Regions from separate parts of the Mus musculus genome. Here region 2 is linked to region 1. Evidence: chromatin loops called from intact Hi-C (ENCODE). Cell type or tissue: left cerebral cortex. All regions are shown on one strand. Links, peaks and the distances in the headings refer to the core of each region. The heading gives the core; the rest is flanking DNA.

Region 1 (15,881 bases), core at 4,031-12,030:
CATGGTGTCTGATTTTCCTTAGTGACGGGGATAGAACCTAAGGCTTCCTGTTTGCCTGTTGGGCAAACACTCTGCCAACTGAGCCACATCTCTAGTCCCAGCTTTTATCTAGTCCCAGCTTTTAGCTCCTTTAATCAAAAGCCGTGTGCATGGGTTAAGATTAAGGCTGTAGCCTGAGCTGTCTTCAAACTCTTTGACAGTCTTGCTTCAGCCTCCAGAGTGCTAGGATTATAGGTAGGAGTCACCATGCCTGGCTAAAGGTGAGCAATTCTTGAAGTCATAAGTATTTTATTTAGAGAGAAAGATAAATTTGTTTTGTTTTTTATGACCTGTGTGGTATATGCACCAAGCAAGATTTCCAAGCAGGTTTTTACTGCTCCCCACCTTATTGCTTTACGACAGGGTCTCTTGTTAAAATAGAAGTTCACTGTTTCAGCTAGGCTTGTGGGCTGGCCATTGGGTTCTCAGGATCTGCCTGTCTACATTCCCCCAGTGAGAGCCACAGGAGAGTGTAGCAGGTGCTGGAGATTTGAACATAGGTCCCCATGCTTGCAAAGCAAACCCTCTTACCCACTGAGCAGCCTCACTATCACTCCTAAGTTTTGTTTTGTTTTGTTGATTTTTGTTTGTTTGGTTTTGGTTTTTTTGGACAGGATCTTATGACCTTGAACTCTCTCTATAATTGAGGAGGTCCTTGAATTTTTTTTTTAATTGGGTTGGAGCAGTGGTGGTTGAACTAGTGGCCTGCCTCCTTAATCTCAGTACTCAGGAGCCAGAAGTAGAGAGACCCTGTCTTAAAACAAAACAAAACAAAAACCCAAAAAACAAAACAAAACAAAAAAACCAACCAACCAGCCAACAAACAACAACAACAAAAAACCTACTAGCTGTTATTCCAGAGGACTTGGGTTTAATTCCCAACACCACTCAGAGGGCACAACATACTTGGTGCACAGATATTGTTAGTGTTTGAGAATTGCTGAAGGAAGAACCCAGACTCAAATAGTATGCAAGAACAAAGAGCATTTATTCTGCAGAAACAACCAGCATGCAGGTGTCTTCACCACTTCAAAATGACGACCCAGACAAAGACACTCGAGCCCCTTTTATAATAGGACTGCTATTAAATCTTTTCTGATGGCTAAACTACAATGAGAACTCTGCCAGTCTTCAAGTGTCATGTGTTAACTGCTTCTGAGACAGCAAACAGGCATCTAAAACCTACAGCACATTCCAAAGCCATCAACCAAAGGTCATGAAAAGGGAACTAAGTATTTACTATAGGTGCAAGTTTAGAAGACAAAAATCTTAACTGGGTTTATCTATACAAAACGTCAAGGATAGCTTAGTTATGGTCTCCATGAATCTGTAGAGCTAGTAACAAATGATGAATGTTTAGCCAGATAATTACTCTTAGTGGATATGCATGTAAACATTCTCTGTTGTAAACCTCAATTTCAATGTATGACCTGAATTTATGTGCAAACTTGTAGTGAATTTTTTACCTTGTGATCACATACTCTGAGAGAGGTACAAGTGCTGAGAGCAAAGAGCAGAGACAAGCCCTCCCCTTTTTCTTCCTGAAATTTCAGCTTCATTTCAGCTTCCATCAGCCCAGTTACTGCAGAGATAGAACAAAGGCTACTTTACCTCATCCCACCCCTCTGTGCTGTTACTATGAGGAGCTAAACCAGGAACTGCTTCCAGCCTCTGAACAACTCAGACAGGTAGATCTGCTGCAGAAGCAAAGTAACTTAGCATTTTATTATTACATTGCTAAAAGTCAGGTAATTTAAAACCTCAATGATGGGTGCTGGGATGCCCCACATGGGCTGAATTCCTGTGTCATGATTAATTAACCACAGGATGGGCTGCCTAGCACAGATGGCCAATCCTGAGATAAGATATTTCTCATTCCCGTGCCTTTAGGCTGTTCCTTGAGTGAGGTATTTTATTCTCTTTTTTCCGGAATTTGGGGTCTGCTGCTGGAGCAAAGGCTTATGACCTAGTTTCTGAGTGGAGACAAAATGGAATGAATAGGCCCCTTTAACACACATGCAGGCACAACATCTGTACACACATACATAAAATCAATCAGTCAATCTTTTTTTTTTTAATGTAAGTTTTAGGGTTTTTTTTTGGAGGGGGCAGGGTTTATCTGTGTAGCTCTTGCTGTCCTGGAACAGGCTCTGTAGACCAGGATGGTCTCAAACTCAGAGATCCACCTGCCTCTGTCTCCTCTGCCTCCCCAGTGCTGAGATTAAAGGGTGTGCCACTACCACCTGGCACAGAGTGGCTCCAACTCCTAGATATGTTCCTTCCTCATCCTCCAGCATGCTGAAATCTCAGATGTGAGGTACCATATGATCTCTAAGCTATATTTTTTTTGTGTTGGGAGTTGGTCTATTGCTGTGTATAAAAATGCTAAAGTTTGGGGGCTGGTGAGATGGCTCAGTGGGTAAGAGCACCCGACTGCTCTTCCGAAGGTCCAGAGTTCAAATCCCAGCAACCATATGGTGGCTCACAACCATCTGTAATGAGATCTGACTCCCTCTTCTGGAATGTCTGAAGACAGCTACAGTGTACTTACATATAATAAATAAATAAATCTTTAAAAAAAAATGCTAAAGTTTGAATCCCAAGATCTGGTTGTTGTCTAGATGAGTGCATTCTCATGTACACCGACCATTGTTGTGAAAACCAATGTAAAGCTATTGGTTAATAAAAGAGTGATTGGGCAGTAGAGAGAGAAAGACAGGACCTGAGAATTGAGTGAGTCCAGGTGAGACTCAAACAGCAAGTAACAAGGGGGATATGATTTGGATATAGGTAAGAATAGCAGAGACTGCCTAATCTAGGCTTACAGCTTGTAAATAAATACCAGGATTCTGTCTTTTATATGGGCTAGCTAGAATAAATACTTCATTTATGTTTTATATGTCGTTCTATGAAAATTATTACTTATTCACAAGAACTCTGTGTCTTAGTTAGGGTTTTACTGCTGTGAACAGACACCATCCATTTAATTGGGGCTGGCTTACAGGTTCAGAGGTTCAGTCCATTATCATCAAGGTGGGAGCATGGCAGCATCCAGGCAGGCATGGTGGAGGAGGAGCTGAGAGTTCTACAACTTCATCTGAAGGCTGCTAGGAGATGACAGACTTCAAGGCAGTTAGGATGAAGGTGGTTTTTTTGTTTGTTTGTTTGTTTGGTTTTTAAAAAAGATTTATTTATTGTTATATGTGTAAGTACACTGTAGCTGTCTTCAGACAGCATCAGATCTCATTATGGATGGTTGTAAGTCACCATGTGGTTGCTGGGATTTGAGCTCAGGACCTTCAGAAGAGCAGTCAGTGCTCTTAACTGCCGAACTGTCTCAACAGCCCCTAGGATGAGGGTCTTAAAGCCCACACCCACAGTGACACAAATACTTCAACAAGGCCATACCTACTCTAACAGGTCCACACCTTCTAATAGTGCTACTCCCTGAACCCAGCATATACAAACCATTACTCTCTGTGACACAGGAAGTATGTTTTCTTTCTACAAGTGAAGGAAATGACATCTAGAAGGATAAACTGCTGCAGGCCAAGGTCAGCTGACTCCAGAGCCTTCTCCCTTAACCTGAAGACACATCACTTCGGACGTTGTTTCTTCTTTGTAATCAACTACTTAACAAACTGCGACCAACAGTAACCAACCGTCACCCAACAAATATCCAACAAACAAACAACAAACCACCCTGGGGCCTCTTGGGGCCCTAGCATTTATATACACTCTGAAAAGTCCCCAGAATTCCAAACTATTTGCAGCTGCTAAAACCACATTTCTGCTAGAGCACAAGGCAAATCTTAGTCAGCTGCTGCAGATTTCACATACAGCCCATATCACACACCTGGGGCTAAAACAAAAGCAAAGTCCTATTCGTGTGTGTGTGTGTGTGTGTGTGTGTGTGTGGGCACATCTGCCACTATGCACCTGCAGTCAGAGGAGGACAGCTTTCTTTCCTCTGTGGGTCCCAGAGATCAAACTCAGGTTGTCAGGCTTGATCGTTGAGCACAGTCACTGGATGGACCACCTTATCAACCCTGTTTACCTATTTTTTTGAGACAGGATCTCACTGTAGTCCAGGCTAGTGTTGAATTCTCTATGCGACTGAAGGTGACTGTGAACTCCTGGTCCCTCCTGCCTCTACCTCTCAATGCTGGGATCACATGCTCACACCACAAGACCAGTCTTTTTTTTTTTTTAAAGATGTATTCATTTATTATATGTAAGTACACTGTAGCTGTCTTCAGACACCCCAGAAGAGGGCATCAGATCTCATTACAGATGGTTGTGAGCCATCATGTGGTTGCTGGGATTTGAACTCAGGACCTTTAGAAGAGCAGTCAGTGCTTTTAACCACTGAGCCATCTCTCCAGTCCCCAAGACCAGTCTTACTTTTTTTCTTTTTGGAGTATAGGCCTTAGTATGTAGCTTGGGCTGGTCTCAAACCCTCTATCTCCCTGCCTCAGCCTCCTTAGTGCCTGGACCTGGATTATAGGCATGCCCACCAAACCATGCCCATCCCCATGCCTACCCCCCGCCCTTACCTGTCCCCCCCATGTCATTGTGCTATATGTAATTGACATCCATTAGAACTGTCTATATTAAAGTCTCTTATCTATTTTTGATTCTATTTATTTATTTAAGGACAGGGTCTCACTCTGTAGCACTGGTCAGCCCAATGCTTGCTGTGTAGACTAGGCTTACTTCAGATTCATAGAGATCCACCTGCTGGTGTGCTCCACCAAGGCTGGTCAAAGTCTACAATTTGATAGATTTTAATATATATAAACACCCATGAAAACATTTCTTTAGAGGTTTCCTTATGGCCTTTCAAAGCCCCTTTCTTCCAGCTTTTCAATACTTGTCATATGTTGGCAATCACCCATCTGTTTTCTGCCTATCCTCTAGAATTTTATATTGATGGATCATTTAGTGTTGTGGTGGTCTGAATGGGACTGACCTCCACATGCTTAGTCCCTGGGGAATGCAGCTGTTTGAGGATTAGAAGGTGGAGCCTTGTTGAAGGAGGTGGTCATTTGGGGTGAGGGGGCTTGAGGTTTCAGAAGCCCAGGACAGACCCAGTTTCTTGTTCTAATCCTGAATCTTGGGGATCAGATACGAGCTCTCGGTTATTACTCCAGTGCCATACTTGTCTGCCTGTGGCTACGCTCTCCACCATGATGATAATGGACTAACCCCCTGAAACTGTAAGCCAGCCCCAATTAAATGCTTTTCTTTAGTCTTGTATGTTTTTCCTTTTTATGGAAAACGTGTGCCTTGAGGAGGGATGGCTCAGCTGTTAAAAGCATTGGCTGCTGCTCACAACTTTCTGTAACTTCTGTTTTATCAGATCCAACACTCCCTTCTGCTCTTCTTTGTTGACATTAAAATGGAAACCTGCAATAGTTTTAAGATGTGGTTATGCTTATGTAGCTACAGGGGATGAAAAAAATATGGATCCCAACGAAACTTACAAAGATTAGATCCGACCAAGCAAAACCTATCACTTGAGACATGAATGTCTTCACAAAGCAAATAGCCCAAATAATTCATAGACTATCTTAATTACTGACTTCTTTAAAAAAAATGCATGCAAGTCAACTTCAAAAGGGCTAGCCCAAGTGGTCGATCACAAAGAGATGGACAATACATAGACTGGATAGACAATAAATGCAGAGAGCCTGGATAAATACAGAGACTGGGCAATGAATACAACAGCTAGCTTTTTTCAGACTAACCATTCCCCACCCCCCTTAGGGCCCAAACAACAGACAATATAGAAACTGGATAAACCCAGAGACTGAGCAATAAATGCTACAGCTAGCTTCTCTCAGACTAACCATTTTTCCCATGGGGCCCCAAAACAGGAATACTTCACCCCAATGCATCAGAAAACAAATATATATAAGAAGACCATTGTCCCAATCCCTTAAGTTGGGGTGGGAAGTTCTGATCACTTGATGTTTTATGGTTGTTATCATCTAGGGTTTTTGAATGTTTTGCTTAATTATTGTGTATTGATAAAAAAATTTTAATAGAAATTTAAAGTTTTTATTTAATTATTGTATTCTATATTGATAGAAATGTAAGTTTTTTGTTTAATTATTCTATAACAATGGATGTTTACGGGTTTTTTTTTTGTTTAATTATTGTATAGTAATAGAAAATTGAAATCTGCCTGGCACTTACACACCGAAGGGCCGTGCTTTTAGAATGGGAGGGGAATGGGAACTGGACACACAGTGTAGTGGTGGTAATCTGCTATCATCAGTAACCTGGTAACAATAGAAAGTCACTTTACCGCAGACCTAATGCCAGCTTCCCCTCTCCTGGGAAGGACGGTCAGTGGGATAGATACCGGCAGTGATGGCTAGCATCCGGAGCTCCTGTGCCGATCTCTGTCCGCTGGGGCTGTTTTCTTGCTTCTGTGAGTCACTTAGTTGAGAGATCCAGATCCTCACGAGCTGGCTGGATAGCCAAGCGTACAGATGGCTCCCTCTGTGCTCTGCTCAGCGATACGTGGCGTAGGTACCTTGCACCTTGCGAAACATCCTTGGCACTCTTCTTCAGATGATCGGGCAAGTCCAGAGCTTATGAAGGGCAGTCCCTAGAGATGACCAGCACCACTAGCACCAGGGTAAGAGGGCCCGTGAGAACCCCAAGAGGATGGGGAGACAATTGAGGCCCCTGGAGACACAACCAGAACAGGGAAGTGGGTGCTCTTATCCTCTGAGTCGTCTCTCCAGCCCTTCCTCCATTCTGAGACAAGATCTCTCTAAGTAGCTTTGGCTGGCCTGCATACTATATAGACTAGTCTGGTCTTGAATTCACAGATCTCTGCCTGCCTCTGCCTCCTAAATGCTGGGGTTAAAGGTGGCCACTACCATACCCTCTCTGCTCTAGCTTTATAGAATTGGTGTATTTCGGGGCTCAAGAGATGGTTCAGTGGTTAAGAGAGCTTGAGTCTCTTCCAGAAGACCCGAGTTCAGTTCCCAGTACCCATGTTAGGTGGCTCACAACTGCCTGTAACTCTGGCTCTAAGAATTCAATGCCCTTTTCTGATCTCTGTGGGTACCACACACAGCTGGCACACACTCAGATAGACACATTTGAAAAGCATGATAGGGAGACAATGGGGACAGACTAGTGTTGGTACACAGGTAAAATGAGCACAGTATGCTACCTTCTAAGGTCCCATAGGGTTTCACCAGGGCCTTTTCTTAGTGTTTTCTGCCTTTTCTTCCATTCTTGTGCTATTCTCGAGGCAAGGATGGAACTCTGAAGAACTGGGGCCACTTTTATGTATTTAGTGTCTAGGTTTATTTTAATTTTATGCATATAGGCATTTGCCTGTATACATGTCTGTATGCTATGTGTGTGCAGTACCCACAGAGGCCATAGAGGGGCCTTGGATCTCTGGGGACTGGAGTTACACATGGTTGTAAGCTGCCATGTGGTGCTGAAAATTGAACCCAGGTTCTTTGGAGAAGTCTGTGGTTTTAGTTGCTGAGCCATCTCTCCCAGTCCCATGGGACCATTTTTAGTCACCAAGAAGAGCTTCTGCTGTGACCCTCTGGGAACGGACTCTGCTAAACGAAGTGTCCATGAAAGGAGCATGAGATCCATACCGACACTGGACACGTTTGTCCCTCTACGTGTATCTGTGCATCTTCAAAGTCGTCATTGCCCTTCTCCAACACTCTAGTGAGTTCTCCATTCTTCCCCCATTGGTAAAACCATGAGCAATAGTGTAAGAAATTAACCTTTATCCTATAAGTTCCCAAGAAGAACCTGTAGGGCATCCAAATACAAAGGACACTGGAACATGCGGGTGCATCCAAGCTTTCTCTGCCGGACAAACACCATAGACGTATTGAGAAACATGATGTAGGCTCAGCTTCTTGCTAGGAGGTGTGGGAACTGTCTCTTCTGTCAGGCATTTGGGATGCCTTAGGGAACTTTCCAGAGCTTGGTGGAAGGTGGGATGCCATCACCCTTCCTATGAGTACTTGTGCTTCTCCACCAGCTCTCTGTTTGACCTTGAGTCAGAGGACAGAGTAGGACTGCTCTCCATTACTTGCTGTGTGCGTCCCCTGTGTGATCCTCACAGTTAAAACTGCTCCTTTCTGTGAGCTCTTCTCAATGGATTTTATACTGGTTATCTGCATACATACATACACACATTATATGCATATATATACATATGTATACATACATGCATGCATACATACATACATACTGTACTGGCTAGTTTTGTGTCAACTTGACACAGATGGAATTATCACAGAGAAAGAACCTTCAGTTGAGGAAATGCCTCCATGAGATCCAGCTGTAGGGAATTTTCTCAATTAGTGATCAAGGGGGAAAGGCCCCTTGTGGGTGGTGCCATCTCTGGGCTGGTAGTCCTAGGTTCTATAAGAGAGCAGGCTGAGCAAGCCAGGGGAAATAAGCCAGTAAGTAACATCCCTCCATGGCCTCTGCATCAGCTCCTGCTTCCTGACCTGCTTGAGTTCCAGTCCTGACTTCCTTTGGTGATGAACAGCAATGTGGAAGTGTAAGCTGAATAAACCCTTTCCTCCCCAACTTGCTTCTTGGTCATGATGTCTGTGCAGGAATAGAAACTCTGACTAAGACACAGACATAAACTTCTACAAAAGGCAAGTTCCTGTTGAGATGGTTGTTGTCTACCAGTGTGTGGCCTTAGTTGGGGCAGCTATCTGCTGTTGACTTCTGAGCCCAAACCTTGATGGTATAGGGGTCTGAAATTTGGTAATATGCATTTCATCCTCTTTGTTGTGCTTAGCCTTCAGGAGTAAAGTGGGCAAGTGTCTCACACCAACGTGAGGGTTCCCATAGGTATCTGGGTTACATTCTCAATCACCTGACTCCCTCCATTATCTTAGCTATCTCTGAACCTTCTGGCCACTTTGACTTCCTCAGTGCCTAAGGACAAACCTCCTCTTTCCACCAGATGGCGCTGTGACAGCACTGCCATCTGGCGTTCTGTGGTCCAGAGAGGCCTCTGAGTTTACACCCAGTCTGCCTTTAGGCTCTGCCTCTGACCTATGGGATTATGGGAATCCCAGTTCAGTATCCAAAAATGGCATGGGCATTGTACCACAGGGCTCTTCATACTTGATGTCTACAACCTTTTCTCTTTTAAAAAAGGTGTGTGTGTGTGTGTGTGTGTCCCTCTGGGTGAGCAGTACCTTTAATCTCTTAGTTATCTTTCCAGCCCCCTACAACTGTTTACTAACCAGCTCTTACCCCTTGCTTTATATAGTTTTACCTGGGATAACAGATTTAAGACCAGTGAATTCCAGAGAGTCAAGTATTCCAAGAGTAGGTCTGTTGAGGGGCACCGTCCTCTGCTTGCTTGGCACAGCAGGGGTTATGCTATGCCAGAGTGTGGCTCCAGGCCTAGGAGCCAACCTAAAGGAGAGGACCTGAATTCAGGGGCAGGGTTCTGTGGAGATCCTCCATTCTTTACTGATCACTATGGCAACAGAATGCTAAGACTTTATCATGCTAAAAATATGGATAATTGCCCTTAGGTTTTAATTTGTCAGCTCTCAGCCTTCTAGGTGGGGTGATGGTTTTGTGGGATGTTAGCCTCCAGATTTACTTTCTACACTAAAGTACTAGAGGTTGGCTGGCGACACAGGCAGCCACTGGACTAGGACTTGGCTAGGTCCTAACTCGTGTCCAGAGCTCTCCCTGCCCCAGCCCTTCCATCCCTCAAGCCTATCTTACTTTATTCTTTGGGCCTATGGGAAGGGAACAAAAGAATGATATTCTATTTTTAGGTAGGAGCTGCTGGCTATGGCCCAGTCCCCTATAGTTATCGATTTGGCTGCTAATGTATCTTGAGTGGTGCGGGGACTATTTTTTGTTAGTCATTCTGAGGCTGCGAACCGGACCTCACAGTTGGCTTAGACTCTTCTTAACTGTTATACTCACAGACAGTTTCCCTTCCCTTTTCAGATGGGCCCCTATTTCTGTTTGATTTCCTCAATAGTCCCACCCCCGACTTTCCCCAACCATCCCCTTTCTGAACACTGGGTCTTCTACATCAGTCTTTTTTTACTCTATTCTTCTTGTTTGTTTGTTTTTTTTTTTTTTTTTTTTTTTTTTTTGGTTTGTTTGTTTTCAACACAGGGGTTTGTCTGAGAAGCCCTGGCTATCCTAGAACTCACTCCATAAACCAGGCTGGCCTTAAACTCAGAGATCTGCCTGCCTCTGGCCCCCAAGTCTGGGATTAAAGGCGTGCGCCACCACTGCCCGGCCTCTTACTCTGTTCTTACTTCACTGGAGAGAAAGACAACACGGGTGTAAGGAAACATCTAAGACAACTTTTGCGGTACTTTTACCCCATATAAGGTGGCAATGTCTAGTACATAACAGCTGGTGCCACTGTGTGTGACTCAGCGCTGTTACTCATCCCTCCGTAGGGGGCGGTTAGAGTAGAGAGAAGCTGGCAATGAAGAGTCCCTGTCCGGGCTAAGATAGAAGAAACCTCCCTCCAGTTCTCCCACCTGAGTACAGGTAGGAGGATTCAGTGAGACTCTGACCCAGATCCTTTCCTGGAACAGCTAGCATTATCCAACTAACCCTCGGTTCTAAATAGGCTTCTCGCTTGACTTGGGCTCTGTTGTAGGTTGGCTTCCTGTCGTTTTGACTAAACACTAGGCAAAAACAAGTTGGGGAGGAACGGCTTGATTTCATCAGTGATGTCCTCCACCATTGAGGGGATCCAAGGTGGGCACTTGAAACAGAAACCACGGAGGGACCGCTTCCTTCCCGGATTGCTTCCCCAGGTTTGTTCAGCCTCCTTTCTTAGACAGCCCAGGCCCACTTGCCTAGGGATGACCCCGCCTACAGTGGGCTGGGCTTCCTCCTTTCTTAGACAGCCCAGGCCCACTTGCCTAGGGATGACCCCGCCTACAGTGGGCTGGGCTCCTACATAAATTAGCAATTGAGACAATGCTCCACAGACATGTAACTAGAGGCCAGTCTGGTCCACTCAATTTTTCAGCTAATGTTCTCTCTTTCTAGGAGTGAAAGGTGACCGCAAAACCTAATCAAAGACGTCTCCTACTGTATGCTTATGTCTCTTCTAAGACAAGACCTTCCTTTGGTTTGCTGTGTTCCTGAGCTGGGGAGTTTGATACCTAGCACCATGTTTTGTAGCTTACAAGTGCTACTAACTCCAGTTCCAAGGGATCTGATGCCCTTCTTTGGTTTCCTATGGTATCCACACAGGTAACATTCAAACACGCACACATACCACACACACTTGCACACACATGTGCTAAATCTTTAAATAACTATGTTCTTTTGTTTGAGACATTGTTTTGTTATGTAGCTTGGCTGGCCTCAAACTCATAGTACCCAGCCCTGCTTCAGTCTTTCACGTAATTTTTATTTTATTTTTATTTTATGTGTATGAGCATTTGCCTACATGTTTGTCTGTGGACCATGAGTGAGCCTGACAGAAGAGGTCAGAAGGAGGGGGGCATTTGAGTCCCTGGGACTGGGGTTAAATATGATTGTAAATCACCATGCAGGTGTTGGGAACCAAACCTAGGTCCTTTGCAAGAGCAGCAAGTGAGCTTAATTGCTGAGTCATCTCTTGAGTTCTGGGATTACAGGATGGTTCACCAGGCCAGGTTTCTTCTGTGTGTGTGTGTGTGTGTGTGTGTGTGTGTGTGTGTGTGTGTGTGTGTGTGTAGACAGGATCCCACACTGTAGCCCTAGCTTGCATAGACTGTGTAGCTCAGGCTGGCCTTAAATCTGTGGCCACTGGCATGCGCTAGTTTCCCAAAGGCTGAGGTTACAGTTGTTTGCCACATCTGGCTTGCAGTTTGCTGTGTTTGTTTTGAGTCTAGGATTCCCTATGGATCCCTAGCTATCCTAGAACTCACTGAAGCCCAAGGTAGCCTCAAACTACAGAGGTCTAGTTGCCTCTGCCTCCCAAGTGTTGGGATTAAAGGTATGCACTATCTTGCATTACTAAAAGGAATAATTCTTTTTTTAAAATTTTTATTAGGTATTTTCCTCATTTACATTTCCAATGCTATCCCAAAAGTCCCCCATACCCACCCCCCCACTCCCCTATCCACCCACTCCCCCTTTTTGGCCCTGGCGTTCCCCTGTACTGGGGCATATAAAGTTTGCAAGTCCAATGGGCCTCTCTTTCCAGTGATGGCCGACTAGGCCATCTTTTGATACATATGCAGCTAGAGTCAAGAGCTTCGGGGTACTGGTTAGTTCATAATGTTGTTCCACCTATAGGGCAGCAGATCCCTTTAGCTCCTTGGGTACTTTCTCTAGCTCCTCCATTGGGGGCCCTGTGATCCATCCAATAGCTGACTGTGAGCATCCACTTCTGTGTTTGCTAGGCCCCGGCATAGTCTCACAAGAGACAGCTATATTTGGGTCCTTTCAGCAAAATCTTGCTAGTGTATGCATTGGTGTCAGCGTTTGGAAGCTGATTATAGGATGGATCCCCAGATGTGGCAATCACTAGATGGTCCATCCTTTCGTCACAGCTCCAAATTTTGTCTCTGTAACTCCTTCCATGAGTGTTTTGTTCCCAATTCTAAGAAGGGCCAAAGTGTCCACACTTTGGTCTTCGTTCTTCTTGAGTTTCATGCGTTTATCAAATTGTATTTTATATCTTGGGTATCCTAAGTTTCTGGGCTAATATCCACTTATCAGTGAGTACATATTGTGTGAGTTCCTTTGTGATTGGGTTACCTCACTCAGGATGATGCCCTCCAGGTCCATCCATTTGCCTAGGAATTTCATAAATTCAAAAAGGAATAATTCTAACCATGGTGTTTATTCATTTAATCTTCACAATTGGGTAAGGTAAATTGTCTTTTCTACATTGTAAACAAGGAAACAGATTTGAAGAGATTAACTTAAAAATATTCTGTGGGTTTAATAAAAACCTTCACCAGTGGGATATCTATCTTATCTTAATTGATAGATAGATAGACAGATAGATAGATAGATCAATTGATCGATCAGTCTTGGTCATGGTGTCTCTTCACAGCAATGGAAGCCCTAACTAAGACAGTGGGAAAGAGTTTATCATGTGTGAGGCCCTGTATTAACTCCACTGCATAGGGTTGGGGGAGATGTGGGAGCTGGCTCAGTATATAAAAGCCATTGCCACCAACCCTGAGGATCTGAGTTTGATGTCTGTCTTTTATTGCTGTGAACAGACACCATGACCATGGCAACTCTTATAAAGGCAAACATTTGATTGGGGCTGGCTTACAGCTTCAGAAGTTCAGTCCATTATCATCATGGCATGAAGCATGGCAGCATGCAGGCAGACTTGGTGCTGGAGAAAGAGCCAACACTTCTACATCTTGATCCGAAGGCAGCAGAAGGAGACTATGTGCCACACTGGGTGTAGCTTGAACATAGGAGATCTCAAAGCCCACTCTCACAATGACAATTCCTCCAGTAATTCCACAACTACTTCAATAAGGCTATATTTCCTAAAAGTGTCACTCCCCATGGGCCAGGCACTCATAACTTGAGTCCAGTGTGGGAGGGTGTGTGCACACCTATTCAAACCATCACTATAGCAGATGTAGATAAAGGTGACACTTCCCCAGGAACTCTAAGGCACCCACAGTGGTGTTAATAGGCAGGTGAGAATTAATAGAGGATCTTGAAGTCAGATCAGTTATATTGGAATCAAATTTGCCAACAGATTATGGGGTAAGTCTCAGTCTGTCTCTGTCTCTCTTTCTTTCTCTATAGATAGATAGATAGATAGATAGATAGATAGATAGATAGATAGATAGATAGATAGAAGATCTTGGTCATGGTGTCTCTTCACAGCAATGTGAACATTTAAGCAAGGACATTTAATTAAGGCTGCTTACAGGTTCAGAGGTTCCATCCATTATCATCAAGGCAGGAAACATGGCAGCATCCAGACAGGCATGGTGCTGGAGGAGCTGAGAGTTCTACATCTTGTTCCAAAGGCAACTAGAATAAGACTGTCTTCCAGGCAGCTAGGAGGAAGGTCTCAAAGCCCACCCCACAGTGACACACTCCCTCCAACTAGGCCATACCTACTCCAACAAGGCCACACCTCCTAATAGTGCCACTCCCTGGTCCAAGCAAATTCAAACACTTGAGTCTATGGACCAAACCTATTCAAACCACTATACTCACTAAACTACCCAGCTCTGATCCCTCTTCCTTCTGTCCTCTGCCGGTCAGAAAGCCAGTCTTTTGAGAATATAACTTTCCTAGATGGAGTTAATATACCTTCCTAGTATTGTCCAATGGTGGGTCTCATTTTGTGTTTTGTTGGCAGTGAGTTTTGTTGTTTTGTTTGTTTAATGAGGGTTGCTTAGGAGAGGGTGGGCGAGGGGTTATTTACATAGGCATGGCTACTTCACCATTATACACCACTAAGGAAAATGTCTAAATGTCTGTCTCTTCCTTTTTTTTTTTTTTTTTTTTTTTTTTTTTCGAGACAGGGTTTCTCTGTGTAGCCCTGGCTGTCCTGGAATTTACTCTGTAGTCCAGGTTGGCCTCGAACTCAGAAATTTGCCTGCCTCTGCCTCCCAAGTGCTGGAATTAAAGTGCTCCACCAACGCCCGGCATGTCTCTTCCTTCTTCAGGAACTATTAACCACCTCCAGCTCCCCTCATGAGCCCTTTTCTGTGTTTTTTCTTGTGTGTGTTTGTGTGTGTGTGTGTGTGTGTGTTTGTGTGTGTGTATGTAGACTGGAGGGTGACACTGAGTGTCCTATTCTATCACCCCATGCCTTGTTATAGAGAGATATTGTCTCTAACTGAATATGGAGCTAGGCTGGCAGCCAACAGTTTGTGTTTGGGTGTGGTGTGGTGTGGTGTGGTGTGGTGTGGTGTGGTGTGGTGTGGTGTGGTGTGGGTTGAGGGGGCACATGTGTGGAAGTCAGAAGACAATTTATGAGAGTTGTTAGTTCTTTCTTTTCACTATGTCAATACTGGGCATCAAACTCTGCCAGGTGTGGTGGCAAGAGACTTCTCCCACTGAGTTGCCTCACTGGATACTTTTGGATTTTTGAGGTAGGGTCTTACTGTAGCCCAGGCTGGCCTCCATCATGCGGCAGGAGTCCTGCCTCAGCCTCTGAGTGTTGGCATTACAGGTGTGGGTACTTGGCACATTCTGTGCTTAAGAGTTCTTTGCAAATTATTTTTCAATGCTTTTAGTCTGGCGAAGCCATACAAGTCTTATTCATTCTGCCTTTTGCCATGCACACAGGAGATGTCTATTGAATTAATTCTGTCTTCAAAGTCAGAGGCAGGCTTTCTAAAAACTCTCTTCTAGCTTAGTTTCCAGAGCAGCTTCCTCCTTTCCTTTCTCCTGGAGGAGAAAGAATACATCTCTGTTTTTTGGTGTTACCATGGTAGCCTATGATACATCTAAAGTGCTGCTTGCCATCCACCAGAGACTGACGTTTCCATAGCAACCAGGTGAAGGCACTTGCTGGATGAGCTGGATACAAGAAGAAATTTTGGTCTGAGTTGTGTGTCTGAATCTTCTAGCTTCAATCTTCCTTTCTCTTCCCTCGAAGCATTTGTCCTGAGTCTCCAGAGCTGGCTTGCTCTTGAGACTTTTCCTGACTGAGGAATCTGGGAATCTGTGAGGTGAAGCTGGCCGCAGACTTACATCATGTGGGAAAGTGGATGTGAGGAAAAGTCTGCTCCAAGCTCCAAGACCACTTTTTTGTTTGTTTGTTTGCTTGCTTGCTTGCTTGTTTGTTTTTCAAGATAGGGTTTCTCTGTGTAGACCTGGCTGCCCTGGAACTC
Region 2 (15,881 bases), core at 7,882-15,881, 64 kb after region 1:
TGTAATTACCTCCAGATGTGGACCACAAAAACACAAAGGGGCCATTAGCTCATCTTTTACTTTTTTTTTTTTTGGTCACATGAACGGGCTTGATTCCCCCTAGATGCCCCTGACTTCCCCAGGGCCACCTCAGCTCCAAATCTTTTTGGTGAAGGTGGCGGTCGGTGGAGGCTGTTCCTAACTTCACTGAGACACACGGGGCCCTGGCAAACAGCTGTTGGCAGCAGAGGCACAGGTGATCAGGCACAGGGTCAGGGTTGTTGGCTGGCAGGAAGGTAGGGTACCCCATCTGCCAAAGTAACCATACCAAGGACCCTGCAGAGCAGCTGGATGGAAGAGGGCATGGGTGGAGCCAGGCTCTGGAAGGCAGGCTGTGGAGGACCTGGGCGGGAGCCCAGGGAAGACTGGGCTGAGGCAGGAAGGGAAGGCGGGAGAAGGGGGCTGCTCTCCTTCAGCTGAGCTGACTCAGCAGCTGGGCTGACCCCTCCCTTCAGGCTGGTTTTGGAGGAAGGGAGGGTCAACAGCCTAGGAACCCTGTCTAGGGCAGCAGTTTCTATGGAAAATGGAAACAAAGCCTTGTTATTTAACCCTTCCAACCTGAGGGTCCTGGATCTTCTGGGACAATGGAAGAACTCTGTTGTGCCAGGGAGAGGACACTCCTTGGAGCGCAGACCATGAAGAAAACTTTTTCTTTTTCGTCTCTAGACTCCTGATCCAACAGCAGGGTCTCAGGACTATAAGAACCACCACCTCTCTGCCCCCTACCGCACCCCTTACTGTGTAGCCCCAGCTAGTTTAGATCTTATTCATGTAGACCAGGCTAGCCTTGACCTCCTGCCTCCATAGAGTAAAGATGCCACCATGCCCAGCTTTAGCAGGACCTCCCTAGGAAGGGTCTCCTTAGGTCCTGGGGCCTGTCATTGAACTTCAGACTAATGTGACCATGGGAATACCCTTGCTGAAGGGACAGATTTATGCGGAAACTCAAATGTGGCGAGATCACACGGCAGAATAATGCAATTTAGGAAGATTTTCCAAATGGCCTCAGCTTGACCACTTCCTCTTATTCTGGCAGCCTTGATTCTCAAAGGTAGCCTTTTAAGGCTTTTGGGGGGAGAAATATGGGTTCTTCCAGTCACTCCTCTAACCTCCAGTGGGGTATGACTTGTTCCCCAACTGCAACTCTTAAGTTCTATCAATCTAAGAATAAATATTTATGACAAATACTAAAACCTGCATCATGGGAAATGCTGTTCTTAGTGTCTGCCCTCCCTAGCCCTGCTTGGCCACATCGCATCGTATCCACCCCTACACCCAGCTCGAGTCACACAAAGAATGTGAAACACAGTTTATTCTTCTTGGAAAGGTTGAACAAGGTCAAAAAATGTCCTTAGAGAGCACTGACCCAGCCCCGCCCTGCAGGTTTCTGGGGTCAGTCGCCTCAGCCCCCCTCCACCCCCCACCCCTCCCCATGCCCCTTGTTAACAAAAAGGAACGATTTGAATGGCATTCATATATAATAATTATAATAAAAATATACATTAAACAAAACAAAAAAAAAACCCAAACAAGACAGAAATTTAGCTGGGCTTCCAGCACCGTTCACCCCTATCCCCAACCCCCACCCAGACATTTCTCTCCTCTCCTCGCCTCTCCCTCCACAGGGTCTCACTCTCCCAAGTCCCCAGTACCATGACCGCCTTCAGTGGCTGAAGGAGACTTCAAATGGGTCAACTGGGCGGGGAAGAGGAAGGGCAGGACATAGGTAAAATGGGCTGAGGGGTGCCTGCATCAGGAAAGGGAGGCCACCCTAACCAACAGCACCCAGACACCTGCCTCACTAGGGCAGTGAGGAAGTCTAAGCAAGCCCAGGCTGCTGACAGCCTTCTCTGGTCTCCATTGAGTCCCTGTATGCATGTTCTTCTCACTCCTGTATCAATTCCTACCCTTGCCTTCTACACTGTGAGCAAGGGGACAGAAAGTGGCCAGTGTGGCTTCCCTTAAGGCCCTTTCTGAGACATCCAATAAGATGTGCCCACTCCTGGGGACTAGTGTCCCGTGTGTGCACTGCAGTCTGTGCAGACTCCCAGGCATACACTGCCACCACTACCCTTCGTGTCCTGCCCTCTCTGACTGCTCTCTTTGGGTCCCAGCCCCAGTGACTTGCATTTGAACAAGGTCTTTGTCTGCTTTGAGCTGTGAGGCTCATCCTTCAGGTCCTGCTGTCTCCCCTTGACCTCACTCCACCCGGGACCTTTCCCCCTGGTTTCAGCTCTTCCAGCCTTGAACTTGACATTCAAGGCTAACATTCAGGGGTCAGGGGTCGGGTTTGCCAAGGGTTTCCTCAAACCCATTTAGTCCTTAATGGCTCAGGCTCCTTTGGAAGTTCTCCAGACTGGGTTGGATAGAGGCAGATCTTTGTGGAGAGGAACTTGGCTGTCCAAGCCACCAGACTCTCTGTGAGCTTTTCTTTCTTTCTTTCTTTCTTTCTTTCTTTCTTTCTTTCTTTCTTTCTTTCTTTCTTTCTTTCTTTCTTTCTTTCTTTCTTTCTTTCTTTCTTTCTTTCTTTCTCTTTCTTATCAAAGTCTTTAGGGTAAACTGAACAATCTTTCCACCTCCAAACGTACACTCTTAAGATTCCTTTTAGTCAGAGTGGCGGGAGGCAGCCAACTAGGTACACTTGGTACATATAGGGCTCATATGCCCAGAGCCTCCTGAGGTCAGAGTTCAGAGATTTAAGGTATGTAGTTAGGGGGATGGAAAAGAAGCAGATGGCCCCATTTGGCCGTTGCCTATAAGGTCAGAGGGTCTTGCCTTCAAGTGCAGAGCCTTGACAACATTCAACTAGGGCTGAACACACACCGAGCTGTGAGATTCCCTTGAGGGCCAGAGGCCAACCGTCTTCTGCTCAGCCCTCAAGGGACCCACTTATGGATGAAGCAATGCTGGGGTGAGGGTGGGAGAGGCCAATTAGGGACTGAGAAGGGAGGCTGGAGGGAGGGAGCCCAGGACGGGTGAGAGCAGCCCACCTGCTACCACCTGTAGCCACTGGCCTTCAGAGGCAAAGTCCTTGTGGTAGAAGCGGGTGGGCCAGTGGTGGGGGTCAGACCTTGTCCAGCAGCGAACGCTGGCAGTAAAGCAGTCGCTTGGGCGTCCCATGGCGTCTGAAGAAGAAGACAGCGAGGCCCACTGCCAGTACCAGGAGCAGCAGTAGTACCGGCAGGACCACGGCGGCCGCACTCACAGCTCCACTGCCCTCCTCATCCACCTCAATGATGATCACCTCCGTCTCCTCCTCAGTCCCCTCATCGGGCCGGCCCCCCGAAGGGCAGCCCATCCAGTCCCGCAGAGCTGACTTGGGATACCCTGGCTCTACCTTCAGCTTCTGGTTGTTGAACTTCCAGTATTTGTTTCCCTTGTAGAAGTATGTGAAGACTGAAGGGCCCCAAGAAGACGGATGAAGAGGACAAGAACCAAGACGGGGTGAAGAGGTCGGGGGACAGAGTCCATAAAGGCCCCCGAAGAGAGAAGAAAGCACAGTTAGTGTGAGGCCAGCTAAGCTTACCACTCAGCCCAGTACCAGCTTGGCAGAGTGGAAAGACTGAGGGTACTACACATGAAAACACTTGGCTCTTTCCTGGCAAGCCCCCAGCCCCCACTGCTACACCATCAATGCTTTCCACAAGACCTGCCTTTCTGCTTTTCCTTGGCTCCCCAAGCTTGCCCTTCTCTATAGTTTCCTTTGCTTCACTCACCTTCATCACTGCCCATGAATGACCCCCTGGGAGATTCAGGGATTCCTTCCCAGACTTTGATGTTTTTAGGGTACTCGCTGTCCACTGCCCTGAATTCTTCATTGAACCGGTAGTACCTGGGGGAGGGGAAGGAAAGGGGAGTGGTTGGATACTGGGCGTGCCCCCAGAGGTGAGCAGACCCAGGACAAAGGGTAGCTAGGGTCATGGTTGGGGACAGGGATTTTGAGTAATGAGGGCCTGCAGTGGAAAGAGGCGGAAGGAGGAGGTGGAAGGGAAGGTCCAGGCTGTAAGGAGCCACTAGCAGCCCCTTAATGATAGTGCTTGGTGGCCGGGTGGAGGCCCAGTACTAGGTGCAGGAGGCATCAAATGACCAGGTTTGAAATGGTGACCGGGTCACATCCCACTCTCGCAGCACTAAGAAAAACTGTCTGTTGCTAGGCAACAGTAAAGGATTAGCAAGTTCCTTTTCCAGGGCAACAACCTTGTCGGGGTGAGGCTTTCTTCAGAATTTAGGGATCGGGCTATTTGGGGTGGCAGTGGCAGTAGTTTCTGAGTGGAGAGGCTTAGGGTTAAGGAGCTGAAGTCTTACTTATTGCCCCGGAAGAAGTAGGTCTTCCCATTGGGCATCCAGAAGAGAGCTGCATCGATCTTGTCCGTGGGCAGCCCTCGGCCCAGCTCCTTAATGTGCTTGGGGTACCCGGGTTCCAGGGAGGCTTCGTCAAACACCCAGTGCTTATCTCCTGGGATACGAGAGAAGGGAAGAATCTGGGTCCATCCTGACGGTGGGTGAGGTCTTCGGGAGTGAAGTGGAACCAGTCATCCGGGAAGACCCTTCCAACCAAGTTCCTAGGACTAGGAAATGCCTGGTTACCTTTGAAGAAGACAAATTTGCCATCCTTCCTCTCGTAGGCAGTATTGATGGATGCAGGCAGGCCCCTCCAGAATTGGCCAATGGGCATTGGGTATCCATCCATCACTTGGTTATTCCTCACCCGCCAGAACCATCGCTCCTAGAAACCAGTAAAGATGAGGGAGAACACATTATGCCTTATACCTTCGTCTTCCTCAGTCCCCAAAGCTCCCCCGCTGCCCTTGGTTCTATGGCTTTAGTTTTCAGTCCATTATTATTTCCATCCATTTTCCTCACTGTGAGTCCTTCTGTCCCCTCCAACAATCCCACTTCTCTTCCTCTCACCTTGAAGACAAACATCTCTCCTCGGAGCATGGCCACGGTGTCAAAGTTCCCGTCACAGATGTTGGGCCCATAGGCGGGGTTTTTGGGCTTATCTGGGACAGAGGGCCGAGAGGTAGTTCTGGGTTGAGGGGGCATCTTTGTGGGTGACCCTGACTTGCTTCCTGAGGAAGAGAACAATAGGGGGTGCTTTAGACTTTGGAGCAAAGAGGGCGGAAGGACAGACAGATAAGCAGACAACACCCCTGGAAGGTGTGACGAGGGTGGCAGTGCCGCAGAGATGGCTCAGTGGTTAAAGCATCTACCGCTCTTGCAGAGGGTGGGAGTTTGGTTCCCAGAGCCGACAACCAGTGGCTCACAACCATCTATAACCCGAGTTCTAGGAAGTCAGATGCCTCTGGTCTCTGTGGACACACAGACACACCCTAATAAGAACAAATATTTTAAAAAAAAAAGTCAGTGTAAACAGGCTTTAGAGAAGGATGAAGTAGTCGGCGTGGGTGTGTCCAACAGGTGTGCTTAAAAAGTGGGAGCTGAGGGGCTGGAGATAAGACTCCGTGATTAGGAGCACCTGCAGATCCTAAAGAGGACCCAAGTTTGGTCCCCAGCACTCACATGGCAGTGCCAAGAGATCCAGTGTCCTCTTTGGGACTCCACAGGTACACATGATGCATATACATACATAGAGACAATACACTTAAATATGTAAAACAAAAAGTGCTTTTAAAAAGTGGTAGCTAAACCGGGCGTGGTGGCGCATGCCTTTAATCCCAGCACTCGGGAGGCAGAGGCAGGCGGATTTCTGAGTTCGAGGCCAGCCTGGTGAGTTCCAGGACAGCCAGGATTACACAGAGAAACCCTGTCTCGGAAAAAAAAAAAAAAAAAAAAAAAGTGGTAGCTAATAGAGGCAATGAAAAGTGGTGTGTGTGTGTGTGTGTGTGTGTGTGTGTGTGTGTGTGTGTGTGTGTGTAGAGACTTCACACATGATGGAGGGAAAATGCAGACAAGAGGCCAAGAGAGGACAAGTATAGAGATGGAGGAGCAGGAATGGGGATGGGTAACTCGCCATAAAGTTGCTGGATGCCACGGCGATCGTCATCAGGCAACACGAAGTTCTCTGTGTCCATCCACTGGTAAAAGGGGGCCATGATGGCGGAGGGATCATTGGAATGTTCCAGGCCTAGGGCATGCCCCAACTCATGCACAGCCACCAAGAAGATGTCATTCCCTGGAGGGATGGAGATGGTGAAAACTTGGTTAAGCTCCCTGCCTCTCTACCAGAGACTCCAGTTTCACAGAGAAGCTTGCTGGTCGTGTTTTCCACCTCAAGGGATAAAGTCCTGAGGGTCAGCTTCCTATTTGGTTCAGGAAGCCCAAGGCAGTCACTACCCTCCTCTGGGGGAAGTGGGGTACCTGGGTCCAGATCCCAATCCCAAGAAAACCTACACTGTAGAACTCAGTTTCTCCCAGAAGCTAGGCACCATGTTTGCCTGGAAAAGTGGGCGAGAAGCGAGAGCCCTTGCCAGTCTGTGATTGGTAAGTCAGTCAAGCTGTAATGGCAGACCAAATATACAGAAACAAACAGCTTAAAATAAGACTCCTGCACGCTCTCACTAGGTTCTACAGCTAATAACTTAGCTGTTGCTTGTTCTTTTGTTTTGAGATAGAGTCTTGTTATACAATCTAGGCAGGCCTCAAACTCACAATCCTCCTGCCTCAACACTTAGATTTTTTTTTTTAATTTTATTGATTTATGAGACAGGGTCTCACTCTGTAGCCCAGGCTGGCCTAGAATTTACTACGTAGAGCAGGCTGGCCACTACACCCTGCTAGCTTAGACTCTGGAAGAAGAACCCTCTAGATACAAGTGACTGCACAGGGTAGAACCCGGGGTTCCCTTACTCACCATTTAGATCCTCATTTTGGACAGTCCAGGGCTCGGCAGAATCAAAGTGGGTATCCCCTCCAATATTGGGGCCTGGGAAGTAGGCATGAGCCAGGAACCCTCCTTCACCATCAAAGGGTGTACTGTCGCCGTGGAAACCCTCAGCAAACAAGATCATGATGTCAGCCTGCTTCTCATGTCCCTCCCGGATGTAGGCATAGGGCACTTCTCGGAAGCGCAGTGGCGTGGCACTCTCCCATACTCGGAAGGCCTTCCGAATGGCCTCGAATGTGGCATACTCGCCCACCTTAGGGGTGTAATTCTGAATGCTACATCCAGACGTGAGGGTAGAGAAGGGAAACATTAGGATAAAGGAGGCAAAGTTCCCTCTCCTAGCTCTGACAGAAGTGCCTGCCCACCTTGCCAGACCTGGTTCCCTGCTATTGCATATAAGTATCTCAGCCCAGGGGACAAAAGGCTTAGGGGATCTTCAGGCTTGGGGTGTTGCCACGAGAGTGTATGCTCTTCAAAATGGCTGTACTTCTCTGCAAGATTAGAGCTATTTTCCTAGGAATTAGAGCCACTCTCTAGGAATGGACAGTAGCCCAGGCCACCTTTGACTCAATACAACTAACGGGGAGGGATGCTGCATGTGAAAAACATCTCTAGGCTGGGGGACTCACCAGAAAGTGATCTCATTATGCTGCCACTTGAGGCCCTGAATGGCATAGCGCTTCCTCCGAACATTGGCCTTGATCTCAGTCCCAAACTTATCCGGAACACCACAGCGAGGGCGCCTCATGGCCCTGGGGTGGAAACAACGGGGTCAGTGTAGTATATAAAACAAAACCATCTTCAAAGGGACAGAGTGTAGTGCTGTAGTTGACCCAGGGTCTTGGCCTCTGGTCCCAGGTCAGTGATGGGTGAGGCTTTGTGTGTGCCAGTGTAGGGGAAGGTCAGGTCCTGAGGTGGACGGGAGAGGACACTGAGGCAAGTACAAGTGGAAGCATGTTTGGTATTCAGCACGGTCAGTGGAGGCCAGGAACTTACATCATGGTTGCCAAATCAGCCTTGCCTGTCACTTGTAAACCATAGAACTTTTGCATGGCGGCAATGGCAGCTGAGAGTGACTGGGGTGAGCGTTGTGTGTGGGTACGCAGGTCCCCTGGAGGTAGGTAGCCATACTGCTGCAGCCAGGCCTGTAGGGAGAATGGTGTGGCTTAGAGAACTTCCGGCTTGGTCCAGGGGACCCACCTGCCTCTCCACGATGTCTGCCAGATGTCCTTGACGTCAGTCAGTGACTATGACGGCCTCTTAGTCTGACTCAGGCAGGAACTCTCAGGCTAACTGTTGACTTGAGCTTAGCCTAGACCCCGGGATGGCTTGTTCTCAGGGGTGACAGGGTGCAGACAGATGGAAGGCTGGGAAACCATTGCTCCCGACTGAGCTATGGTGCTCTTGGACATAAGAGCATCAGAAAGTTGAGAGGAGTTTTTAGCATACTTTTAGATTGTCTGTACATGTATGTGGAGGCCAGAGGTCAATCTCTGGTGCATTCCTTGGGAGCTATGACTCACCTATTAGGCCAGGCTGGATGGCCAGCAAGCCTCAGGGCTTGTTCTGCCTCTGCCTCTCTAGCACTGACATTACAAGTGTGTCACCACCACCTCTTTTATACACACACACACACACACACACGCTAGGGGTCAAATCCAGGCCCTCATTCTTGCAAAGTGAGCATTTTGCCACACCTTAAAATGCCTCCTTAGAGCTGGCATTCTCTCTAGCACTTTTCTTTTCTGTGTCAGCTTTTGAAAATATGGCATGTCCCATGTCTTCCCCCCCCCCCCCCCCCAGAGCTGAGGACCGAACCCAGGGCCTTGGGCTTGTTAGGCAAGCACTCTGCCACTGAGCTAAATTCCCAACCCCGGCATGTTCCATTTGAAAACAGGTTATGCCCATGGTAGGCAGAATGGTACAGTGGGGGTGAGGGAGCCTGAACAGGGTGAAGGAGTTTCCGGGACGGAAAGTACCACACTTCTAGGACCCTCACAGCAGAAATATTTTTAAGGAGGGCAGAAAATGAGTCAGGGGTAATGATGATGATGATAGGGAAGCTGTGCTCTTTAGGGTGGTAGCGAATCAACCATAATCCTAAGTAAATACTCTATGACTTAGGAATCTAGGCTTGGAGAGCCAAGCAAGCCATGTTATGTATAGACAATGAGGATGCCTGGATTCTTGTTGGGAGACACGATCCTGATAGCTCTGGTCCTATTTCAGTTTTACCCTTCTTAAGGAGTCCACAAGGGATTTCACACTGTCTAGAATGAGCATTCGGAAGGGAAATGGTAAAAGCTGCCTTGGAGCCCTCATCGCCTGCCTGCCCATGATCATTAGGATGGATCTATGGATCCATATGATGCTCTTCTCCTTCAGACTTAGGCACCCGTGGTGGAGCAGCGCTCTTGTGTGGGGTCTGGGGGTGATTCAGGAGCAGCTGACTTAGGACCTGAGCCCAAAAGGGCAGGAATTGCAACACAGTTCCAGGAAGTGATTCCCTTATGCTGACAAGAGTTAGGGCTCGAGTTGTAAACAACCCAGCCTTTCCCCAGCCAATGAGGTTGGCCAAACAAGCCTAGCATCACCTGTATCTCTGAGCCCTCCTCCGGGGTACAGGATTTTAACCTCTTGTGTGTCAGAGAGGCCTAGCGGGGTGTGTAACTCCAGAGTTGTTCCCACCGATCTGAAGGCTTGCCCTGACCTGTGCTGTGGCCTGTGCCAAGTATGCAGGAAACTCCCTTTGCTCCCAGCCTCACCTGTAGGCTCTGACCCCGGCTGGGCTATCAGCTGCTTCGGGCTTGGGGATAGGGGAGAGTGGGAGTGGCCGGCTTCCCCCCACCCAAGCTGAAACTCAGGAGTGAAACCAGGTCCACAACCCTCAGCAGATGAGGAACCGCTCTTAGAATATTCCGGAGAAGGGAGGCTGGCGGGAGAGACAGGAGTTCCGGATAAATCCCTGTCCTATGAGCCTTTCGAGATGCAGGCAAGTCTAAATAAGCACACTCATAAACCCGGCCCCAGTACCCCGTGGAGCAAAATGGATGCTTTGTCAGGAAAAGGACTCCCCGGAAGAGTATCACAAAGCCAGGAAAGAAACTGTCCCCATCATTTTCTTCCTCTCCCGGACTGGGCAAGTTTCTTTCTCCATCTCTGAGCCAGGCAAAACCACAGACTATGAAACTGGAACCACAGGAGAGGACTCTGGTGTCTGCGGCTGAGTGGGGGAAGGGACAAGCACCAGACACACCAACTGGGAGGAGAGGGCTGTCCTGGAGCTGTGGAGGCTCGGTGAAAGGGATCTAGCTGCCTCAGAACCCCTCTCCCTTCAGCTTGGCCGGAAGACAGAGCAACTCTGGTGGGTGGCAGGACCCGGTTGGCTGGCATTGTCTTGATCAATAACCGCAGGGTATTCCCTATGAGAAAGTCAAGGAACATCTCCCACTTTCGGAGGCTGAGAGGGTGGGGGCTCTCCAGCTCAACATCAAGTCTTGGATCCTGGCCTCTGGATCGGTCCCGCCCTACTTCCCACCCTACTGTGTGCCAGAAGCAAATGGTGGTTCTGGCTCTGGGAGGACCATGACCCACTTAGAGCAGAGCCAGGGCTGCCGCGCCTCCCCTAGGGCACCTACTGGAGGCTGGGGAGGGAAAAAAAGACGTTGGCAGTGGGCAGTTTTCCAGAGGCTCCTTTTGTTAGGCACTCTCTGGGGCTAAGATGGTAGCTTTAGGCCTGGGAAAGGAGCCTGCCTCCTCTCTCTGACAATTGGGTTTGGTTTCCAGTCTCAGGGAGGATTTTACTCTTTCCAGTTTCCATGCACAACTGTGGCCCGACTCCTAGGGCTACACTTGGCCTTTCAGCTCCAGGTCTCTTCAGTGATACAGGCAGCATGTGCCCAGGAGAGGTTCATTCTGAGGGTGCGCCCCGGCCTGGGCCCAGAGAAGAGGGAGTCAAATCCAGACCGTATCCTTCATTTGGGCCCTTCCCAGCCCTTCCCTACCACACCCAGGTCCTCACCAGGCTGAGTGGGTTGGGATGGCCCAAAATAAGAAGCTGATTAAATCCGTCTCCCACCTTCACCCCAAAATAAGAGAGGGAGGGAAAACTTCCTCGGACTACTCCCATGCCGCTTCCTTCAGGACCGGGGTGGGCTATGGTCACGGAAGAGTTAGGGATGGGGGTGGGGGCGCCAGAGTCAGTTGGGACACTCAGGGGAGACCCAGGCCAACCCTCAACTAACTCACCGAGCGAGCGACTCCCCCTAGTCTCCCCGCGATCAATGCAGAAAAATAATTATCAACAACAAAAAGGCCCCCCAAGGCGCCGGTAGGGGTGTGGAGGACGAGGGAGGAGGTGGCCAGGCTGAGCCCCGCTGCTCACAAGAAGAGCTTTGTGTGCGCGGAAGTTCGGCCCGCCGCGATCCTCGACGCCCGGGCCAGCGGCCCGCACCGAGGGCGGTCCAGGGGAGGCGGGTACAGCTTGGGCGCCCCCGACGCCCCCACTTGGTACGGATGCGTCCGTGCAGGGCCTCGGGCACCTGAGCGCTGCCAAACTGAAGGAACAACTCGCGTGTGACACCGGCCCGGACGGCGCGGAGTCCAGTGTCTCTGAGGCTCCCGCCTTGTGCCACAGTGCGCGCAGAGCTTGGAAAAGCGAGGCCCGGGCCCCGCTGCAGAGTTCTTCCAGGGAAGGGAGGAATGGGAAAGAGTCGGTGGCGGCGGAAGGGGGGTTGTTGGAGGCAGGCAAAAGTTGGATCAACTTGCAAGTTTGCAGATGAGGGGAGAAAAAGAAAGGCTGGCGCAGCAGAGCCCCCCCAGAGCCCATCTCTCAGCGGGGGCTGTCCCCTTGGAGACCCCCGGGCTCGCCTACCCGGCGGGCGAAACTCCGGGAAGGGCCGGAGGAGCTCACTTACTTCGGGGCTGAAGTTGCTGCCTTGGGCCCAGCCGAGGGAGGCGAGCGCCGTGCCAAGCGTGAGCAGGGGGAGCAGGAGGCTGCGGGAGGGTCGAGGGGCGGGAGACATGGTCCCCGGCGTCGGGGCGCCGGGCGGTGCGGGCTCCGCGGCGGGGCCCACGCCCTGGGGTCGCGCCGCCTCTCTTGGGGCGCCTTTGTCTTCTAAAGGAACGGAATGTGGATTCCTAGAGCGCGGTCGGCTTGGAGGTGAGGGAATTGCTCCTGGAAATGTCTGTTTGCTCTTCTCTTTTCCGTTTTTTGATCTTTCTTCTGCTTAGTCGGCGAACTGAGTTGGAAGCCCTCTCTGCTCTCCTTTGGTCCCTCCCTTCTCCCACAGCCTCTCCTCCGCCCCCGCCCCAATGCCCTCCTTTTTCGGTGGGGACGTGGTGTTTCAGCTCGAATCCAATTACAGCAGGAGAGAAGGGGAAAAAAAAGTTTGTCTTTTCTGTGGTGCAGGCTGCCATCTGCAGGGGTTGAGGCCGCAGCCGGCAACTAACTAGGAGCCTGGGTGTCCCAGGGGACGGGATGCGGAAGACTTTCTCTTCCTAAGCATTTTTTGGGTGGCCTGATTCCCGTAGTATTCAGCATGTCTCACTTGAGAGTGTTTAAGTATTGGGAAGCCCGATGGCTAGGAATGGTGGAGACATGAAGTCTAACTTGCGAGTGAGGAAGGTTGGGAGAAGGGACATTTACTAACAAGAGGGTTGTATGCTGAGACCTGTGGACAGCCTCCTTCTCCTCCTCTTGCCCCAAAGTTAAGACTGTAACAAAAGCCACATGCCCAACAGCCACCGCAATTACTTTGAATTGGGGGACCGACCCCTTTATTAATGGCTTTTACAATCTGGCTGTTCTATTAAGTGTGAACTGCCTGGGTAGGAAAGGGCTTCAAGGTCACAGGATCGGGGGAAGCCCGATGGATAGAAGTGGTGAAATTTGTTGGAAGAGGAAGGAATGGGAGGTAGGGTTTTGGAGTTTCCTTTAGTCTTTACAGTGGAGACAGTTCCTTCGAGCGCGCAGCTTCCGTGATGGCTGGGCAGGGAGAACAAAAGGAGAGGCAGACAGGGGAGAGGGAGGCCAGGCTGCGCTGGCTCTCCGAGAGGGAGACAGATAAGAGGTTGACAACTAGATATGGAAACACACCAGCAGTGGGACAGAGGCAGGAAAAGTGTGGGAGACAGAAAACTCGACCATCAGCGAAATGTAAGATCCAAGAATTGCATTTGGTCAGCGAGAGGAAGGCAGTGGGGAGAGGGAAGGAAAGCAAGCAAGGGAAGCGGTAAGGGAAGGGGGCAGGAATAAAGCCAGGTAGGAAGCTGCAGAGATCCACAGCTGCCAGCTTTGTGGTGGATGATGGGAGCCAAACACGGAGCACTGGAACGGGAACAAAGGTCCTTGCCTCCAGAATCCAAGGGAGGCTCACGATCAATACAATGAATGGTTGCTAGGTCATGGGCAGCGACCTTGTGTGTGGGGGTGGGGAAGCAAGGACCCTCTTTAACCTCTGGAACTTAAGTCTGATTATTACTCCTTCAGCAGAAGACCCCGAGTTTAATCCTTCCTATATCTGCCTTACAGTGTGAGTGTCTCCTGGACCATGTACCCAGATACTAGCTGCTTGTTAAGAAAGGGACTTCTAACAGGTATGGTGGCACATGGCTTTAAATCCAGACAGAGGTGGGAGGATCTTTGTGATTGCCAGACAACTTGGTCTACCTGGCCAGTTTCAGGACAGCCAGTGCTACCGTGAGACCATGTCTTAAAAAGGAAAAAGATCCTCAGGTGGAAAGACCTTTTCAAGAAAACATTAAATGCCAACTGTATGCATCTGAGCTGTGCATGGTCTCTTAGTGACAAGAGTATGAGGGTGAACCAGGGAAACTGCTGCTGCCCCTTTCTTCTCTCACAAAGCAGTTGCTTGTGGTTGATTAAAAATCCCAAGCAGGCCAAGTGATAGGTGGTGGTGTGCTTAGCTTTTGTTAAGGCTCTGGGCACGTTCTTCAGCACTAGGGGCAAAATGATCCCAGAGCAAGATCTGGCTGAACTGGAATGGGGAGGACTAAGGGCACTGGGCCAAGCCTGGCAGGCAGTGATTTTAAGGTCTTTTGCTATCAATACAAGTGGTGGGGAAAATGACTTGATAAAGCATTCAGACTATAGAAAAGAAAGCCAGAGAGAGTCTGGGAAAGTGGGGCAGGAGCTGCTTTTTATTGATTCGGAAGTGGGCTTCTCAGTAAAGTCCCTTTAGGTTTGAGATCATGTTCCTTCTTCCTTTCTTCCTGCAATTTCTGCTGCCTGAGCTTCCATGCCTGTATTCCAGCATCCATTTCCTGTGTCAGCAGTACAACTCGTCTCTGAAACAGACAGGAAGAGAGTAGGTGACATCTGGGGCTCAGGCATATGTACCACTGAGCAGGTCTCCCCCTCCCCCCCCAAAGCCAAGTGTTCAGCTGGATACTGATGCATCACGCTGACGGTGTGAAGCTGAGGAAGGTCAGCTGTTGGTTTCTGCAGAGTGCCCCGCTCCAGTCTTCCCTTCTCAGTCGTAGTAAAACATCAGCTTGGCCAGGTAGGGGGATACATCCTTTGATCCTAGTACTTGGGAGGTGAAGGCAGGCCCATCTCTTGTGAGTTTGAGGCTGGCCTGGTCTACATGCCTCATCGAAAGAAAGAAAAGGGACTGGAGAGATGGCTCAGAGGTTAAGAGCACTGATTGCTCTTCCAGAGGTCCTGAGTTCAAATCCCAGCAACCACACGGTGGCTCACAACCATCTGTAATGGGGTCTGATGCCCTCTTCTGGTGTGTGTCTGAAGACAGCTACATTGTACTCATATAAATAAAAATAAATAAATCTTTAAAAAGATAAGTTAGTTGGGTGTAAGGACTGGAGAAATGGCTGCTGCTGGTGTGCCTGCCTAGCAGGCAGGAAGCCCTGGATTTTATCCCATGCACTGCCAAACAGTAGCTCAAGTACAACACAACTTAAAACAGATTCTAATTTATGGGGCTGTAGAGATGGCTCTCTGCTCTTGCAAGGGACAAGGGTTCAACTCCCAGTAGCCACCCCAGAGCTCACAACCATCTGTAATTCCAGTTCCAGAGGATCTGACACCCTCCTCTGACCACTACAGGTACCACGAACACATATGATGAACATACATTGATACAGGCAAAACACATGTATATAAAGTAAAAATCAATCTTAAAGAAAATGAAGATAAATGATGATTTAAATTTTCCTCCTCCAGTCATAAACACAGCCTTTGGCAGAGTCCCAGCTACTCACTGCAAGCTTCTCCCTTTGAGCTTTTCTTCGAAGTTGGCCTTTCATTGGGGGTGCAGGGCGGCCATCTACAGACAAAAGTAAACAAAAGGCATAGTGTTAAATGTGGTCTGGGGATCCTGTCCAAACACTGGTGTGATAGGGATTGGAGAAGAGTAAGCCCCTAGCTCCACTTTTCCAGGTCACCCTGACTATGGTTGGTTGGGTGGATGCTGGCGTGCGTGAGGCTGTAGGTTCAGGGCCCAGTTCTGCTCATCAAAAACAATACTGAGGAGGATCCCAGTTCACAACCACAACTAAAACTCACCTAGCCTCAGAGGTGAGGTCCAACAGAATCACGAAATGACTTCATAGGCACGCTCTTCCTATCATTTAACCCTGTCATTAGCATGGACCTAGGGCCGTCTGCCAAGCTGAACTCACTTTTCTCTTCAGAAACCCTTCACTCAATGTGTCTCTTTGCTAAACTTCATCTCATTGTATAATGAAATATAGGGTTTTTTTTCTCCCTCACTCTTGATTTTTGAGGCAAGGTTTCACTATGTAGCCAAGGCTATCCCCTAGCTCTCAGTGCTTCTGCCTCGTGAGTGCCGATTGCAGGCATGCGTCACTACTCTCTTTTAATTTTGCTTTTTTTAAAGTTTTATTTTTATGTGCTTGGGTGTTGTGTTTGTATGTATGTCTGTGCACCATGTGGGTGCCTGGTAAAGGTGGAAGTGAAAAGATGACATTGGATCCCCTGGAACTGGAGTTACAA

What was found. Peaks named below come from ENCODE experiments on the same cell type or tissue, not always from the same donor. Only the 100,000 strongest peaks of a DNase experiment are listed, where the experiment ranks them.
Region 2: it touches region 1 in a loop (3-fold over the local background); 3 of 42 quality-filtered maps call a loop at or near these places.

Annotation. Positions count from the first base shown.
Region 1 is chr14:54,487,562-54,503,442 of GRCm38, reverse strand. It overlaps Gm41153 (a long non-coding RNA gene), which reads left to right and starts at 10,530. Exons shown (of 3, transcript XR_874629.1): 1 at 10,530-10,596; 2 at 10,709-10,868; 3 at 11,107-11,130. In left cerebral cortex, for the core only: a CTCF peak has its summit at 9,016 (motif pointing right); DNase peaks (open chromatin) are centred at 9,022 and 10,482.
Region 2 is chr14:54,427,895-54,443,775 of GRCm38, reverse strand. Mrpl52 (mitochondrial ribosomal protein L52) reads right to left here. Exons shown (of 5, transcript NM_026851.2): 4 at 15,128-15,192; 5 at 14,026-14,194. The coding sequence ends at 14,048. Mmp14 (matrix metallopeptidase 14 (membrane-inserted)) reads right to left here and starts at 12,178. Exons shown (of 10, transcript NM_008608.4): 1 at 11,803-12,178; 2 at 7,883-8,031; 3 at 7,516-7,638; 4 at 6,854-7,161; 5 at 6,014-6,175; 6 at 4,951-5,111; 7 at 4,627-4,765; 8 at 4,345-4,495; 9 at 3,756-3,871; 10 at 1,320-3,435. The coding sequence starts at 11,910. The coding sequence ends at 3,104. In left cerebral cortex, for the core only: a CTCF peak has its summit at 12,305 (motif pointing left); DNase peaks (open chromatin) are centred at 10,536 and 12,254; H3K4me3 peaks cover 2,265 bases; H3K27ac peaks cover 1,191 bases.